Regions from separate parts of the Homo sapiens genome. Here region 2 is linked to region 1. Evidence: chromatin loops called from intact Hi-C (ENCODE). Cell type or tissue: prostate gland. All regions are shown on one strand. Links, peaks and the distances in the headings refer to the core of each region. The heading gives the core; the rest is flanking DNA.

Region 1 (8,211 bases), core at 1,416-5,415:
GTGGGAGGGGTCACGGGACTGGGAAATAGGGCTACTGGGAAATGAGCACAGTGAAGAAAGAAAATACAAGCGCAGGGACTTCTGGGGGCCCCTGATGGAGAAGTGGAGGGATGGAGGGGTATAATTATGTCAACCCTCCCTCCTCTCCTGAGGTCCAGGAAACCCCAAAACAAACAAACAAACACTCCGATCCCTGCCTGGGGCTCATGCTTGGGTGGTGCCCAGCTCAGAGTCTTGGTTACTGAATCCCTGACCGAGCCACAGTGGCCAGGCAGGGGGCCAAACATGCAGCCCTCAGAGCTCCACCCGTTTTCCCCGTTAGGCGGGAATGAACTTGGACCGGCCAAAGGAAGTAACAACGTCAGCCCAGCCAGGAGAGGCTGTGCAAAGAGTCCTGGGCCCTAGTCCTTCCTCGTCGAGCCCAGCCCCTGCTGGGGGTGGGATGGTCACCAGGCAGACAGTTGTGTCCTGCCCACACCCCCGCTGCCGGACCCTTGCTGGGAAAGGGACAGGGCCTCAAGGTCACATCTGGCTTCTCCTGCCATGCAGAACAAAAGCCTCCAATGGACATTATTGGCTTAAGTTTTATTAAACAAATACACGTACAGTCCTCACTACAGTCCAGCCACTGTTGTAAGCACTGCTACTAATGAGAAAACAGGCACAGAGAAGGTAACTAACGTGCCCAAGGTCACACAGAGAGCTCAGGTAAGTAAGGTAGGTCCAATTAGCCATTCTGAAGGAATGCTCAGAGACAGGCTTCAAGCCCAAACCCTGCTGAATTGACAAGCTCACTCTCTGTCCACTGCTTCGCCTCCTTGGAACATTCCACAAAACTCTGGCTTTTGCCCCAGTGGAACCTCCCAAGGGCCCCCAGAAAATCAATCTGGCAAGATTCAGGGTGTGCATTTTACAGACGGAGCAAGGCAGGGCTCCGGGTCCCCTGCAATTTTCTCCCCCAGGTCCCTCTGCCTCTGGTTAATAGCCTGAATGTGAAATGCCTCCAATCTCGGTTACAGGAGAAGCCTTTGGAGGCGGGGATCATTCATTTATTCATCCATCCTCCAAGGACATGTGGAGCCTTCTGCGCCCCAGAGCTGGTGTGGCTGCTGGGATGCAGCACACCGTGGGTGAGAGCACACCTTTTCTCTCTGCAGCCTCCCCCTAACCCTGCAAGGTCACTGGTATCAGTCCCACTTTACCAACGGGGATGTCTGAAGCTGAGGCAGGGGAGCAAGTAGCTTGCCTCACACCTGCCTGGTTGGTTGATCGATGACAGTGTTAAGCAGGGATTGCAGGGCTGGAGGACAGCAAGGTTGGGTGTTTACCCTCCAGCTCCTTCCCTGTAGGGTCTCCATGGGTCGACTTGGCCACAGCTATACTCTCCAGGCACCAAGAACCACTGCTCCCTCTTGCCCCTCAGCCTAGAGACAGTGAGTTCTCCTTGCCATTACCAGGACTGGGATTCAAAACCCAAGTTCATATGGATCCAGGGCCTCACCTCCTCTGGCTGTTCCCCTGCCGGTGTGTGTCCTATGGGCTCAGTGTACAGCAGGGCCGGGGACCATCTGGGCAGCAGATATTTACCTTCTGCTTCCTTGATTAAACCCCTTTGCCCAATGGGTTCTTTACATCGCAAAGCACTGGCTCCTTTTCTGCCCTGGTCTCTCTGTCCTTTGTCTCTTTCCCTGCTTCCACCTCTGTCCTGTTCTTACTCTCCTCTGTCTCATATCTGACTTGTTCTTTCTGCCTCTCTCTCTCCCCCAGTCTCTGTGTTTGCCTCTCTTTGTTCCTGGCCCTCTCCGTCTCTTCCATCTCTCTGCAGTCTCCCTGTCTTCTCAGTCTCCACCTCCTCCTCTCTCTTCCCATGTTTTCTCCACCTCCTGCACACCGGTCACGGGTCAGCCCTCCCCCTCTGACAGGCTCGGCTGCCCCTCACCTGCAACATTCCTCACCTGTGCGCCTAGCCAGCCCAAGCTTCCAGCAGCCACTCTGTCAATCTGCTGTCTCTTTCATCGCAGGCTACCACTAACCTCTTCCTGAAAGCAGGCCACAGGCCAAATGCAGGGGCTTTATCAGGGCCTGTGGGCGTAAGAGCCCATCAGGGAAACTGGAAACATTCCTCGCTCTGCAAATGACCATGTTTGGCCTGGCTCCTGTCCCCATCTTCTCCCCACATGACCCACCCTGACAGTCCAGCCAGATGGCTCAGACACCTCTCCTCCAATTCTGTCAGCCTCCAAAAGGAGCTGGGAGGCCCCTCGGAGGACCATCTCTTGTAGCAGGGGAAACTAAGGCCCAGAGAGTGCATGACCCTCTCTAAATCATAGAAAAGAGGGACTTGGTCTCTCTTGTTTATGGTGTATCCCCAGAGCCTAGAACTGTGCCTGGGACTTCCATAACTTCTGCCTCAGTGTGATCCACATAGACCGTTCCATAGATTTGCAAATAGGGACTCAGAGAGGTGAAGTGACTAGTCCAGATTCACACAGCCTTTAAGCATCAGCTCGGGATTTGAACCAAGGACTTTTTGACCCCAAAGCACAAGATCACAGCCTCAACCAGCAGCTGAAATGTAATGAGGCGGGCCAGTCACCACTCTTGCCCTCAAAAATGTCTCTCCTGAGCAGCATACCAGCCTCCCCCTGGCCTGGACGACTGTAGGTGCTGATGTCTTTGCCTGCTGCCTTCTGGGCCAGTCCATTCACCAGATCTCCTACCCTCCAGGGCAGAGAGAAGGGGCCTCTCATCTCCCAAGGATGGCTCCAGAGACACCTCCAGATCCCTGTATCCCCAGGCTCTGACAGACTCGGGAACCTGGAAACCACACAGTGTCTGCAGATGTTCCAGCCACAGGCCTGGCTGCCAGCCCCAGGACAGAATTAGCTCCGTGTCAGGAGAGAATTTCCTCCCTGGTCCCACGCCCACATGTGGGAGCTCGCACTGAGTCACTGCAGCAGAGCAGAGCGGCACGGGCTGCCTAACAGACTGTCCCATTTTCTTTCGGGTTTGGAAGGGGCCACGACGGAGCTTAGGACTCCATAAGAATGGGCAAAAACAAGGAGCTTATGCCCCTGAACCCAGACAGCCCACCTGCTTAGAGGCCAGGAAAAGCAGCTGATGAGCTCACCGACTCAGGGAGACCCCCCCACCCAAAATATTCACGCCACTGCCTGGCATCCTCCCATTAGAACACTACTCCTTGAGCCTTAAAAGCGTTTCCTTCCTCTCCGGGGATCTCTGTCTCCAGATCCCTGTCTGTTCTGTGCCCTACAGGCTGACCTGCTTGAAAATCTCAATAGGCTGTTTGCCCTCTGACCTCTGGTTTGATCCACAACTGCAGGCGTGGAGCGTGCGGTTGGGTACAAACCCTCCAGCTCCCTCCTTGTCAGAGGTGTGCGGGTTGGCCACAGCCACACTCCTTGGGTGCCTTAACTACTTCCTGCTCTAGCCCCTCAGTCTAGGAACAGTGAGTTCTCGCCTTCACTGGACCCGGAGCGTGGTAGGGATCCCTTGTACTGTCTACCCTTTTGTCAGTCCTCCCCTGACTAAGTTCTCGTTAATCACCTCATTTGAGTGGGTTGTCCATCTCCTGCCAACACTCTGACTCAGAAACCAGACTCTCCACACTTTCCCCTCCCTCCCTACCCACACATCTATCAACAAGTTCTTCCCATTTTGTCCTCCCAACAACTCACAGCTGTGAGCATCACCTCTGCTTACCTATGTGGCTACCAGGGGCTCCTAACTGGTTAGAAACCTATCTACCTAGTACACAGACCATTTTATTCCTAGTAGACAAATCTTTTCAAGAAGCAAACCACATCATGTCACTCCTTGCTGAAAACCTCTTAGCACCTCCTTGTTCTTAGAATCAAGACCAATGCCTTACTATGGCCTGAGCAATCTAGACCCTGCCTACCTGAGGACTGAGCTGAGGCTCGAGCCCAGACCCAGACGGAACCAAGTTCCATGAGAACACGCCCTTGCAAACTCAGCCTCATTACTTTATTGGACACCTAGCTGCCCTTGTAACCATCTCCCCAGCAGCCATTCCTAGTCACAGAAGGTCCCCAGCAAGAGCATTTGATGGACATCTGTCCTTCCAGGCCAGGAAGCCCCTGTAGCCCCCAATAATGGGTCCCGTACACAAGCCCTAAGTATCTTCCCAGCCATCCAGCTTGTGCCTCTCCCCATAAACACCGCCCCAGCCCCTGGAGCTGGCCTGTAAACAAATTTTCTCCCCTGCGCATATCCCACTGGACTGGGAGGTCCAGCACCATATTTAGTTAATCCCCTGACGTCAGCCTTGGGTCCACTCTTGCAAATAATCCCCAAGCTATGAACACATTGTAGCCAAAGGGTGGCTGGTGCTGGGGATGCTTACAGCTTGCTCAGGATGTGGTCAAGAAGGCAGCTGGGGTGAGTGACTTCTGCCCATGCTGGGAGCCAGCCTGTGGCACGCACTTGGTGTGCTGTTCTGGGTGTGGGCTTGGAATCTCGACTCTGGGAGGCAGCGGAGGCCCCACATGCCTCCAGAAGCGCCCCCTGAGAAGTCACTCTTCTCTTACAACCAGGTCAGCACAGCTCACCCTCTGCCCTTGCTTCTCTTCTCTGGCACCCTGAGATACCTGAAAAGTGGCAACTCAAGAAACTTACCCAGCCACAGGGTCCCAATCTGCCAGCGGGTGGGGAGAAGGGCAAGGAGGTGGAGAACCCAGACTCATCCGCTCTGGAGCCCTTGTGTTTGAGTCCCATGCCTCGCTCCTTCCTTTCTGTTGCTCTGGTGAGCTGGATAAGGAAGCCATGGCTTCTGCCATTCCCAGCTTCAGCTCAGCCTCCCACCTCCCCAGCATCCCTACATCCTCTGCAAGAGGCTCTGCAAAGCGTGTTTCACTTTATTCAAGTCCCTCAGCTGAAACCAAGCTATTGTCTGGCCTCAGTCGGGACAGGGCATTAACACCTAACAAGGAGGTGGTCCTGGCTGGGTGACCTGGATCTGCTCTCCACACCTCCAAGTCTCTTTTTCCACTTCTGGGGCATGTGGACCACCCAACATACCATGATGGTGAAGGAGAATAACCTCTGTGGCACACCTAGAAAAACAGCCAGCCCTTCATCAGGTCACAAACAATGCCAGTTGCCCATTATTCTCATTTCACAGATGAGAAAACTGAGATTCAGATTCAGTGAAGTGACCGAGTGAGCACGTGGGTAGAATCAGGAGCTCCAGGCTGGGCTTCCAGCTTCTCCTCCCTTGGTTTTCCATGGAATCCTGTCACATATCATCTGGAAGTAGGTTTCACTTCTAGCTCTAGCACTTCCTGGCTGTGTGACCTCATAGAGGTTACTTACCTCTCTGAGCCTCAGGAGCCTCATCTGTAGCATCTGTCTCAAGGAGTTGTGAGGATTCAATGAAACAAGGCTGGTGAGGTGCTTGTCACCACCACAGCCACTGCATTAATAGGGAAAGGGGATTTCTTTCACAGGGTGAAACTGAAATGTGTTTCTACTGCTCCCTCAGTGAAGTCCACTGTTTTAGGGTCCCAGGAGAATTTCTCAGGACACAAGCCCCTTCCCAGCTCTCTCTTCTGCTCATCCCCTGAGCACATCTGGTCCAGGGTAGCCCCGCCCGGACCTCTCGCTGGCCGCTCAACAGCCTGTTCCCTGCAGGCCACCTCCTTCTGGAGACTTCCTGCCCTCGCCTTGACTGTTCCCCTCCAGGGCTCCCATCACTGTAGGAAGTGTGCTCAGCATGGGTCCAGGGAGCTGGGAATGAGGTTTGGCACCTCTTCTTGGGAGAGGTCAGAAAATAGAGGTTCTATTAGAGGGTGAGGACGGGCAAGGCAGGGGCCCCTCCAGACAGGCTGACTCAAATCCCTCAGGAGGCTGAGAAGCTTCCGACAAGACAATCTTGATATTGGGCTCAGCTCTGAAGGCCAAAGATTCTTCCTTCCAGTCCTCTAATCCTCCTGTTTCCCTTCCTCCATCCTTCCAAGAAATAGTCATTAAATACCTATTATGAGCCAGGCCTGGATCTGAGTACTGGGGTTGCAGCAGGGAACAAACCAGACACATCCCTGCCCTTGGAGTCGAGGGGTAGTCGGGGGTGACAGATGCTAAACAGTCAAGTAAACAAATACATAATAAGGAAGACAAACACATCTGGAGCCAGACTGCCTCGGTTTGAATCCCAGCTCTGCTGTGTGACCATGGGCAAGTCATCACACTTCTCTGTGCCTCAGTTCCCTCATCTGGAAAATAGGAGTGATCATTGCTCCTCCCTCACAGAGTTGTTGCAAGGATTGAATGTTGGTAATGGGTTTATGTTGGTAATGTTTTAGAAGCATGCCTGGTTCATCGGAAGCTCTATGTAAATGCTGAAAAAATACAATGAATATAATAGCAGGCAGTGATTTGTGCTGTGAATAAAATACAAAGAGGGTCATCTTCTCAGAGAAGCTTCTTGGAACGCTCTCCCTAACATAGAATTCCCCTCCCCCAGCATTTATGCCCTGTTCCACCTTTGAATGGAGACCTGAATACACAGAGAGGGAGACATGGGCTGGTGCTGTGGAAGAGCATGGTAGGCAGTGGGAACAGCAGATGCAAAGGCAGGAGGATCGCTTGAGCCCAGCAGCTTAGGGCTGCAGTGAGCTATGATTGCACCACTACACTCCAACCTGGGTGACAGGGTGAGACCTCCATCTCCAAAAAAAAAAAAAGCCAGTAGTGGGCAACGTCTAAGGGTCACACTCCTTGCCAAATGCTGTGGGAGTAAGATGGCCCAGTCACTACCTTCATGCAGAGAAAGTGGTTGCAGGAACAGATCGTGGCACAGTCAGTATTCTGAGATGTCACCTAAATTCCAGGCTTCCAGCAAACTGGCCATGCTGGGCTTGCATTACAGAACAGGGGTTATCCACAGTCCCCACCCCTCCCTATTGTTCCCTGGGGTAATAAGCCAGTTGCAATTTGCCATTGAGTTTGTCCAGGGTCTCTGCTGTGGCAGAAATAAGTGCAATCCAGTGAGAGAAAGAGGAACCAAGTCATTCTCATTTTCAGCTTTCATAGGAGAGCACGTATGTCTTTGTGGACATGAAAAATGTTCATAAATGGGTCATTTGGGTCTCCTGCCTGGCCCTGTTGGTCACTGAGTGTGTGGCCCTGGCTCTGCACAAAGTAAAGAGAAAGGGCTGGGGAAATCAGGGGATGCTTCCTGGAGGAGGTGGCATTTGAGCTGAGCCTTGGAGGGTATGAAGCCTTTGCCAGGTGGAGCAGCCGAGGGAAATGACATACCTGCAGAGGAACAGAGGCTTGAAAAAGTGTGGTTAGGGGCTGTGTGTGTGTGTGTGTGTGTGTGTGTGTGTGTGTTAGGGGAGGGGAGAAGGCAGGAGATGTGGCTAAGGAAAGAAGAGGGTTTCAGATTGTGAGATCCCTGCAAGCCATCAACTTTATCCTATGGGCAATAGGGAGCCATGGATGGTTTTAAGCAGAGGGTATCATCCTTCTAAAAAGATTCCAGCTTCTAACCTGGGTGGCTGATGTGGGCACTGCGTTGGAAGAGGAAAGGCTGGAGGCAGGAGAATAGCAAGAGGCCTGGTGAACTGAGGATCCTTCTGCCAGTTCCAGGCCTACCCAGAAAGTGCAGTTTTTGGAGGCTCCAGGCATCAGGATGTCCCATCAGAGAGCCAGGAAGCCAAGCAATCTCTTTATTTTTCTTAAGGATTTTTCCTCAGCCCACAGGGACTGGTTTGCTTCCAGAGCCATTTCCATGGCAACCACCAATGCTCCAAGAAAGGTCTTGAGTGAGCGGAGGAGTGAGGACCAGAGATACTCAGATGGGTCTTCACGGGAAAAGCCAGGTCACAGAGAAGGGCCCATACTGTCCAGTCCTGGGGGCTGGGAGCCATCTTCCCCCGGAGTCCATGATGCCACAGATAAGCTATGGTTGCCATGGTAACACCGAGTCCCCCATCCCCGGGCCTCATGGACCCAGGGCCTTTCAGCAAGGCGGGTAGGCAGAGACAGGAGGGAGGCAGTGCTGAGGGGCAGCCAGAACCTGCAGCTCACCAGGGAGGCACATCCCAGGACACGTGTGTGAGGCAGGTAAGTTCGAAGACCGCCCCCCCACCCCCCGCCCAGGAGATGAGCAGGGTGCAGATGAAGGAGCAGTCAGCAGTCTCTGGGGTCTGGTGCTGGGGTTCTGGA
Region 2 (8,211 bases), core at 1,695-5,694, 89 kb after region 1:
GTGCAAAAGCCTGGAGGCTCCAATAGTGACAAAGCTTAGTCAAGAAAGTTAAAGACATCCCTTTTGCCTAAATCATAAGGTGAAAGGCACTGAGGCAGAGATGGAGAGAGGGCAAGAACTAAGGTTGGAAAGGTCAGGAGGGGCCAGATCACAAAGGGCCTTGTAGATCTTTATCAGAGGTCTGGGATTTATCCACGGCAATAGGGAGCCATAGAGGGCTATAAACAGAAGAGAGACAGATTGCCCTTTGGGAAGATCAGCCTGGCTGCAGGGTAGAGCACAGGTTGCTGGGGGGTAATAGTGGAAACAGAATGATGAGTAGAAGATGATGAACTGAAAGTGGCAAAGGCTTGCAGGGTTTGAGAATGTTTTGGAGGATCTCTTCTTCAACAGCCAGTTGGGGGGAAAATAATTAAACTCATGGCCATCACTGTTTTTATAAACTAAAGCACAAGAAATGGGAAGGCCAGTATTGGGCACTCTGACCATATGTCCATTTTCTTGTACCCCATCACTACCCTATGGCTCTGTCTGGAGTAGACAGAGAGGACAGGCTGACCTGGGTCACCCAACTCCCTCCAACCACTGGCCAAGAAATAATTGCATTTCTTAGCTCCCAAAGGCAGCCAACCCAGATGAAGGGGACCCAGAGTCAATAGCAGTGCCTGGAGGTACTCCTGAGTTAATTGGGAGCATGCAGGATGCGCCATTTCTCTGTTTTCATCTTGATGGATCTAATTAGACTAGCAGTGACCATACTAAATGGACTGACCCCAGCAGACTGAGGCCATGGCCAGATGTCCCGGGACGCAGGCACAGAGCAGTCTCTGCAGAGATAACTGTCTTTCTAAAAAGAGAGCGGCGGGGGAGGGGGAGAAGTGCAGCTGGGGCTTACTGGACACATGTAACCTGGAGAAGTCAGAGTTCCATGGTCACAACAATGGAGTCATGTCAGGGTACACCAAGATGCATTAGGTATTTCTGGAGCTTCCACTTACTGTGTAAGTGGGTGTGTTGGGTGCTGGGAGACAGCTGTGGATGAGACAGACTTGGCTCTACCCTCCCAGAGATGACAGTCTGGCAGGGAGACAGGTATAGTCAAATGGTCACACTTCAGAGGAAATAATAATCGTGGCACAGCAGCAAAGGAGAGGACCCAGGGCTGCAAGAAGGAGTCTGTATTAGTCTGTTTTCACATGGCTATAAAGAATACCTGACACAGGGTAATTTATAAAGGAAGAGGTTTAATTGACTAACAGTTCAACATGGCTGGGGAGGCCTCAGGAAACTTAACAATCACGGCAGAAGGCAAAGGGGAAGCAAAGCAGGTCTTACATGGCAGTAGGAGGAGAAGGCAAAGGAAGCCGCACACTTTTAAACCATCAGATCTCGTGAGAACTCCCTCACTATCATGGGAACAGCATGGGGGAACCACCCCCATGATCCAATCACCTCCCACCAGGACCCTTCCTCGACATGTAGGGATGACAATTTGAGATGAGATTTGGGTGGGAACACAGAGCCAAATCGTATCAGAGTCCTAAGAACTGTCGCTGACTGAGCTCTTAGCCCACATGTGTATTAACATGTAATTGTTCATTACAACAACCCTAAGAGGCAGGTTTTATTATTGTCAGCCCCATTTTGCAGAGGAGGAAGCTGATGCCCAGAGAGGGGAAGTAACTTTTCCAAGGCTGCCCAGCTGGGAAGTGGGAGCACTGGGATTTGAAGCAGGTGTTCCAGCTCCACAATCTAGGAGTCAAACCAGAAGGAGAGGGCTGCGCAAAGGCCCTGGGAAGGGAAGGGGCCTGAATAGGGAAGAAACCACCAGCAGGTGGGAGAGCAAGAGGACAGAGTCGGAGGGGTTGGGGTACAGTCAGGGCCAGCCCACACAGTCACATCCGGGACACACATCTTTATTTTGAGGGCAGTGTGGAACCACAAAAAGATTTTAAGCAGGGGAGGGATGTCATCAGCTTTGATTCTTAAACCCCTTTACCCCAAACCTGGCCCCCAAGCAGAGGCAGCAGGTCAGAAACAGAACATACATTTGACAGATGAGGAGCTTGAGGCCAAAGAAATGGGGTGCCTCAACATCCAGCCGAGTCAGACAGAAATGAGCCATGATAGCAGCTCTCCCTCTGGCATCCCCCACCCCGGGATTCTCCAGAGAGAAGAGGCTAGAGAGACTTGAGGAGGTCCACTAGCTGGGTGACCTTGGGCAAGCCCCTTGACCTCTCTGTGCTCCCACTTCCCTTTCTGTAAAATGGGGACATAGGGTGACCATCAAAGACTGTTCTAGTTCTGACCTGCCCAGGTCACATGGCTTCTTTCTTTCCCTTTCTGTTCTTCCTTCCATCTATTCTATAGAAAGCACCTACTGAGTGCCAGGCACTGCACCTGTACCAACCCCACCGTGGGAAGAAGATCGTGGACCATGTTGGGGTTATTTCATGTCCCTACATTGTGCCCCTGACAAAGGAGGTACCCAGCACCTGCCAAGTTCACCCAGAACTCCCGCCTCACACCACCCTCATGCCACCCGCTCCAACAGCTGTGGCCGCAGCAGGCCTTCCATTTCCACACACAATCATTTTCCTTCTGATGAAAACAGATGGAGAAACTTGGAAGGAAACACAGCCCAGGTCCTGCCCCGGAGCTCATGGCTCTGGGATGGGAAGAGGGCCAGAGCTCATTCCAACACCAGCTGCCTCGAGCAGCTCCAGCCTCTGAGGCCAGCTTCCCTGGAGACTTCAAGTGCCTTCTCTGCAGACCTTGGGGAGCTCAGATTGCACTTCCTTTAGCTCCAGTCTCTCCAAGCCTGGCTTCTCCTCCTGCTCACACAGCCCCAACTCCCTTGGCAGGCGCCCGGTGCAGCCTCCATGCATCTCTCTCTCCAAGGACTTCAAGGCCCCCTGGCCCACCCCCACAAACCTCCACCCACCCCTAGATGCAGGAGCGCAAGAATGTCCGCTTCCATAGGAGCCCCAGCTTAGAACAAACACTGCTCACAGGGTGATCTAGGGTGGACATTTATAAACCATTATAAAAAGTTTTAAAATGAACAGACTTTTCAACCCAACATTTTTTTCCTAGAAATTTATCTTACAGAAATATTTGCCCAAGTATGTAGTCATGTACTTATCTATAATTTAAAAATCCAAGAAGCTCTGAAAATTGAATGTGTTTCCATCCTAAGTTTGGAGCCAACACTTACTTGGCACGAAACCCTCCCTGAAGAAACGTGAGGCTATTTATAGTCTTTATTTATGCCACTTAGTGGGTATATTTATGTGTTGCACTGAAGAATTTATCCATGTGTTTGATTATAGGATGCTGCTCTGAGCCCCCTCCAATCTCTGGTTTTATTACATAGTATATGATATATATACCTTAAAACCCACCTAAAATCTATAAACACTGAATCCCAAAATACAGGTGGCTCCAGGTGGTTGGATAAGGGATTGTGGACCTGTACTAGCAAACAGTGGAGATTACCTAGAAGTCCACCCATCAGGAACTAGTTAACAAACTAGGACCCACCCATACAATGGGGTTGCATTATCAATACTAAAGGGTCACTGCCAACCCTCTCAGGCAGATTCTGTCATCATGTCAATTGTACAGATGAGAACACTGAGGCTGAGAAGTCACTTTCCCAAGAAAGATTATGCTAATATAGAAAGAATAAGGTAGTGCTGCTTCTGCACAGTAAAAGAAACTACCATCAGAGTGAACAGGCAACCTACAGAATGGGAGAAAATATTTACAATCTACCCATCTGACAAAGGGCTAATATACAGAATCTACAAAGAACTTAAACAAATTTACAAGAAAAAACTCAAACAACCCCATCAAAAAGTGGGCAAAGTATATGAATAGACAATTCTCAAAAGAAGACATTTATGCAGCCAACAGACACATGAAAAAATGCTCATCATCACTGGCCATCAGAGAAATGCAAATCAAAACCACAGTGAGATACCACCTTATACCAGTTAGAATGGCAATCATTAAAAAGTCAGGAAACAACAGGTGCTGGAGAGGATGTGGAGAAATAGGAACACTTTCACACTGTTGGTGGGACTGTAAACTAGTTCAACCATTGTGGAAGACAGTGTGGCAATTCCTCAAAGATCTAGAACTAGAAATATCATTTGACCCAGCCATCCCATTACTGGGCATATACCCAAAGGATTATAAATCATGCTGCTCTAAAGACACATGCACACGTATGTTCATTGTGGCACTATTCACAATAGCAAAGACTTGGAACCAATCCAAATGTCCGTCAATGATAGACTGGATTAAGAAAATTTGGCACATATACACCATGGAATACTATGCAGCCATAAAAAAGGATGAGTTCATGTCCTTTGTAGGGACATGGATGAAGCTAGAAATCATTCTGAGCAAACTATCACAAAGACAGAAAACCAAACACCGCATGTTCTCACTCGTAGGTGGGAACTGAACAATGAGAACACTTGGACACAGGGTGGGGAACATCACACACCAGGGCCTGTCGTGGGGTGGGGGGAGGGGGGAGGGATAGCATTAGGAGATATACCTAATGTAAATGATGAGTTAACAGGTGCAGCACACCAACATGGCACATGTATACATATGTAACAAACCTGCACATTGTGCACATGTACCCTAGAACTTACAGTATAATAAAAAAAAAAGAATAAGTTAGTGCTGATCTGAAAAGAATTAGAAGAAACACCCAAAATCAAAATGCATTGTTGATTTTTTTTAAAAGCAAGTTATAAAAACAATAGGTAGGATGTAAATCCATTGCATAAATCCAATCCACGTGTTTGTGTGTGCACAGGAAAATGACAGAAGGATCCACTCTGAATGGTTAATAGTGACGCACCCTTGGGAAGGGAAATTAGGGATGGATGGAAGTGTTTTGACTTTATAATTTTTCTCCTCTTAGGAGTTATTTGGGTTATTTGGGTTTTTACCAGAACTATGACCATGACCTCAGCCATTTTTAAATTTGCTAAGGTCAAAAAGCTCCTGGAATGAAGACCCCAGTGGCTTACCTGATTCACGCTTAGGATTCATACGAAAGCCTAAAGGACTGAGCAGGACTATTCCTGACAGCAAGGAGGGCGTGGTCTGGTAGGAACAAGGACAGGGGGCCCTGAAGGGAAGGAGGAAGGAGATGAGCGGAGGAGGAGAAAAAGCACGGCACTTGAGTATTTGGGGGGTGTGTGTGTGTGTGTGTGTGTGACCATTTCCTTTAAAAATCAATGAGAATGTTTAGAATGGTGAACAGTGGAAATGGGGACTTTCTGTGCATCATCCCATTTGATTCTCATTATAATCCATGGGGTGGGCATGCTTAGCCCATTTTACAGATGAGAAGACCAATGACCACAGAGGCCAAAGAATCTGCACAACAGCATCCAGCCAGTGGGTAGAAGACACAGGATTCAACCTGGGGTCAAAGTAAACAGTCTCTTCACTCTATTTGCAGCTTGTCTCCCAAGGGGAAGGGAGAAGAACTTACATTCTAAAAAGGTAGTGAATAATTAAATAGAACGTAAGAAGTGATAAGTGTAGAAGTGGGTAAAAGGATCAGAGCTGTGACATTTAAATGGGCTAGTTGATGGAGTTCACTGAGAAGGTAGCAGTGGCACAAGACTGGAAGGAAGGGAGGGAATTGGATGAATGGTCGTCTAGGGGAAGGGTACACCAGATGGAGGCAACGGCCAGTGCAAAGGCCAGGAGGCAGGAGTGATCTGACATTTGTAAGGAATAAGAAGGATACAGTATGGCAATTCCTCAGGGATCTAGAACTAGAAATACCATTTGACCCAGCCATCCCATTATTGGGTATATACCCAAAGGAATATAAATCATGCTGCTATAAAGACACATGCACACATATGTTTATTGTGGCACTACTCACAAGGGCAAAGACTTGGAACCAACCCAAATGTCCAACAATAATAGACTGGATTAAGAAAATGTGGCACATATACACCATGGAATACTATGCAGCCATAAAAAAGGATGAGTTCATGTCCTTTGTAGGGACATGGATGAAGCTGGAAACCATCATTCTCAGCAAACTATCGCAAGGACAAAAAACTAAACACTGCATGTTCTCACTCACAGGTGGGAATTGAACAATGAGAACACTTGGACACAGGAAGGGGAACATCACACACCGGGGTCCTGTTGTGGGGTGGGGGAAGGGGGGAGGGATAGCATTAGGAGATATACCTAATGTAAATGACGAGTTAATGGGTGCAGCACACCAACATGGCACATGTATACATATGTAACAAACCTGCACGTTGTGCACATGTACCCTAGAACTTAAAGTATAATATATATATATATATATATATATATAAAAGAAGGAGACAGTGAGGCTGGAGCATCATGAGGGAGAGGGAGAGGGAGTGGAGCGGGAATCAGAGTGACCAAGAACAACAGCTGGGTTGCTACAACTGGCTCTTGTGAGCCACTGTGATTGGGTTACTGTTCATTATAAAGGACCATTGCTGAGCTTTAGAAAAGTGTTAAAGATGTAGTCACACCAACTGAGCCTTTCTCCATTAGCAACCAGAGAAAAAGTAAATACTATTCTCACACCCCTCACTGTCGTTTGATTTCTCGTTGCCGTGTGTGATGATCAGTTGTATGCCTCACCTTGGCTAGGCTATAGACCACATTAATCAATCAAACACTTATTTAGAGCGTGTTGTAAAGGTAGTTGTTTTGTTTTTCACCTTTCTCTATCTTTATTCACATACAAAATAAAAAGGCTCTGGAGGTAATTTCTTTCTTCATTTATTAGTAAACTCTTTCTTATTTGTTTGTTGCTCTGAATTAAATCCTAGTGGAGCCTTGGGTAAGCCTTTGCTTTGAGAAATGACTCTCTCTCTCATTCCAAGTAGTTTGAGGAGTCTGTTAGTCTAGACACTCTCCCCTTCCTTGGTTACAGGGTGGCAGTTGTCTCAAACTAGGCTGGTCACTCTGAAGGTATTTTGTAGACGTCACTGATGTTTATAATCAGTTGACATTAAGTAAAGGAGATTACCCTACATAATCTGGGTGGGATTCAAAGGCCTTAAGAGGAGAACTGAAGTTTCCAGGAAGAAGAAATTCCACCCGTAGACTGCAGATCCAGGTCCTCCTCGAGAGTTACAGCGTGCCCTCCTGATGGCTGCATGATGGATTTCAGATTTGCCCAGCCAGCCCCACACTCAGGTAAGCCTTACAATAAATACATCTCTTCATATACACCCCCACTGGTTCTGTTCCTCTGGTTGAAACCTGACTGATATTCCATGTAACCTAACATTTTCTTCTGTATCCTCCACTCCACCAGCTGTGGGATTATTTTGCCCTGTGTGAAATGCTGAGAGGGGTGGGTGGCCATCCTAAAGTTATATGTGACTGCCTTTGAGTGGGCACTCTGTGCTGGACCCTGTGCCAAGGACTATCTCACGCAGTCCTGACAATCACCCTGTGTGGTAGATGCTATGATTAGTCCCACTTGACAATAAAGAAGCTGAGCCTCAGAGAGGTTAAGCAACTTTCCCAAGGACACAGACATGTATGATGACTCCATTATGCCTGACTCCAACACATGGGCTCCTAACCACCATTCCATCAGCAATATCTCCCTGAGACAGAACAAGAAGGACAACGAAAGGGGGCTTGACTGTCCCTCCAACCAAGTGGCCTGGGGAAAAGTTGAGAACAAGGCAGTTGACCAGGACTTGTATTTCAAGGCAGGGACAATAGCCACCTTCATCAGCTAGTTTTGTCTCCTGCCTGTCCTATCCTTGTGTCTCCAAAGAGGACCAGCTGGTGTCCACGTGTCCAGACTCCTGAAACTGACCCCTCTCCCTACACAGTCAGCAGCAAAACAACTGAATTGGCAACGCACCAGCCTCCAGATGGATTAATCAAGGGCCAGGAGTCCTTGTATGGGAGAGAGAATGCTGGATGAGGACTCAGGACACCTGGCTTCTAGCCTGATTCCACCACGAGAGACCCACATGACCTTGGGCACATGACTGAACCTCTCGGAGGCCAAGACTTAAGGAAAGCAAGAATTAAGCACTTACACACTAAGTCCTAAGCTTCTCCCACCTCTATTTCATAGAACGGGGCTGGGAGGTCACATGGCTTGCTCTCATTACACAGCCAGTTAATTGGCAAAGCTGAAATGAAAAA

What was found. Peaks named below come from ENCODE experiments on the same cell type or tissue, not always from the same donor. Only the 100,000 strongest peaks of a DNase experiment are listed, where the experiment ranks them.
Region 2: a loop joins it to region 1, with 2.1 times the contacts of the local background. A loop is called at or near these places in 2 of 110 quality-filtered maps.

Annotation. Positions count from the first base shown.
Region 1 is chr12:108,302,825-108,311,035 of GRCh38, forward strand. All of the region lies in intron 2 of CMKLR1 (chemerin chemokine-like receptor 1), which reads right to left. Among named protein-coding and RNA genes, the nearest start is that of CMKLR1, 32 kb to the right of the region's middle. RefSeq lists enhancers at 750-1,271, 2,842-3,363. In prostate gland, for the core only: no CTCF peak of the experiment used is centred there; a DNase peak (open chromatin) is centred at 2,917; H3K27ac peaks cover 1,124 bases.
Region 2 is chr12:108,391,730-108,399,940 of GRCh38, forward strand. No RefSeq gene overlaps it. Among named protein-coding and RNA genes, the nearest start is that of CMKLR1, 57 kb to the left of the region's middle. In prostate gland, for the core only: no CTCF peak of the experiment used is centred there; no DNase peak of the experiment used is centred there.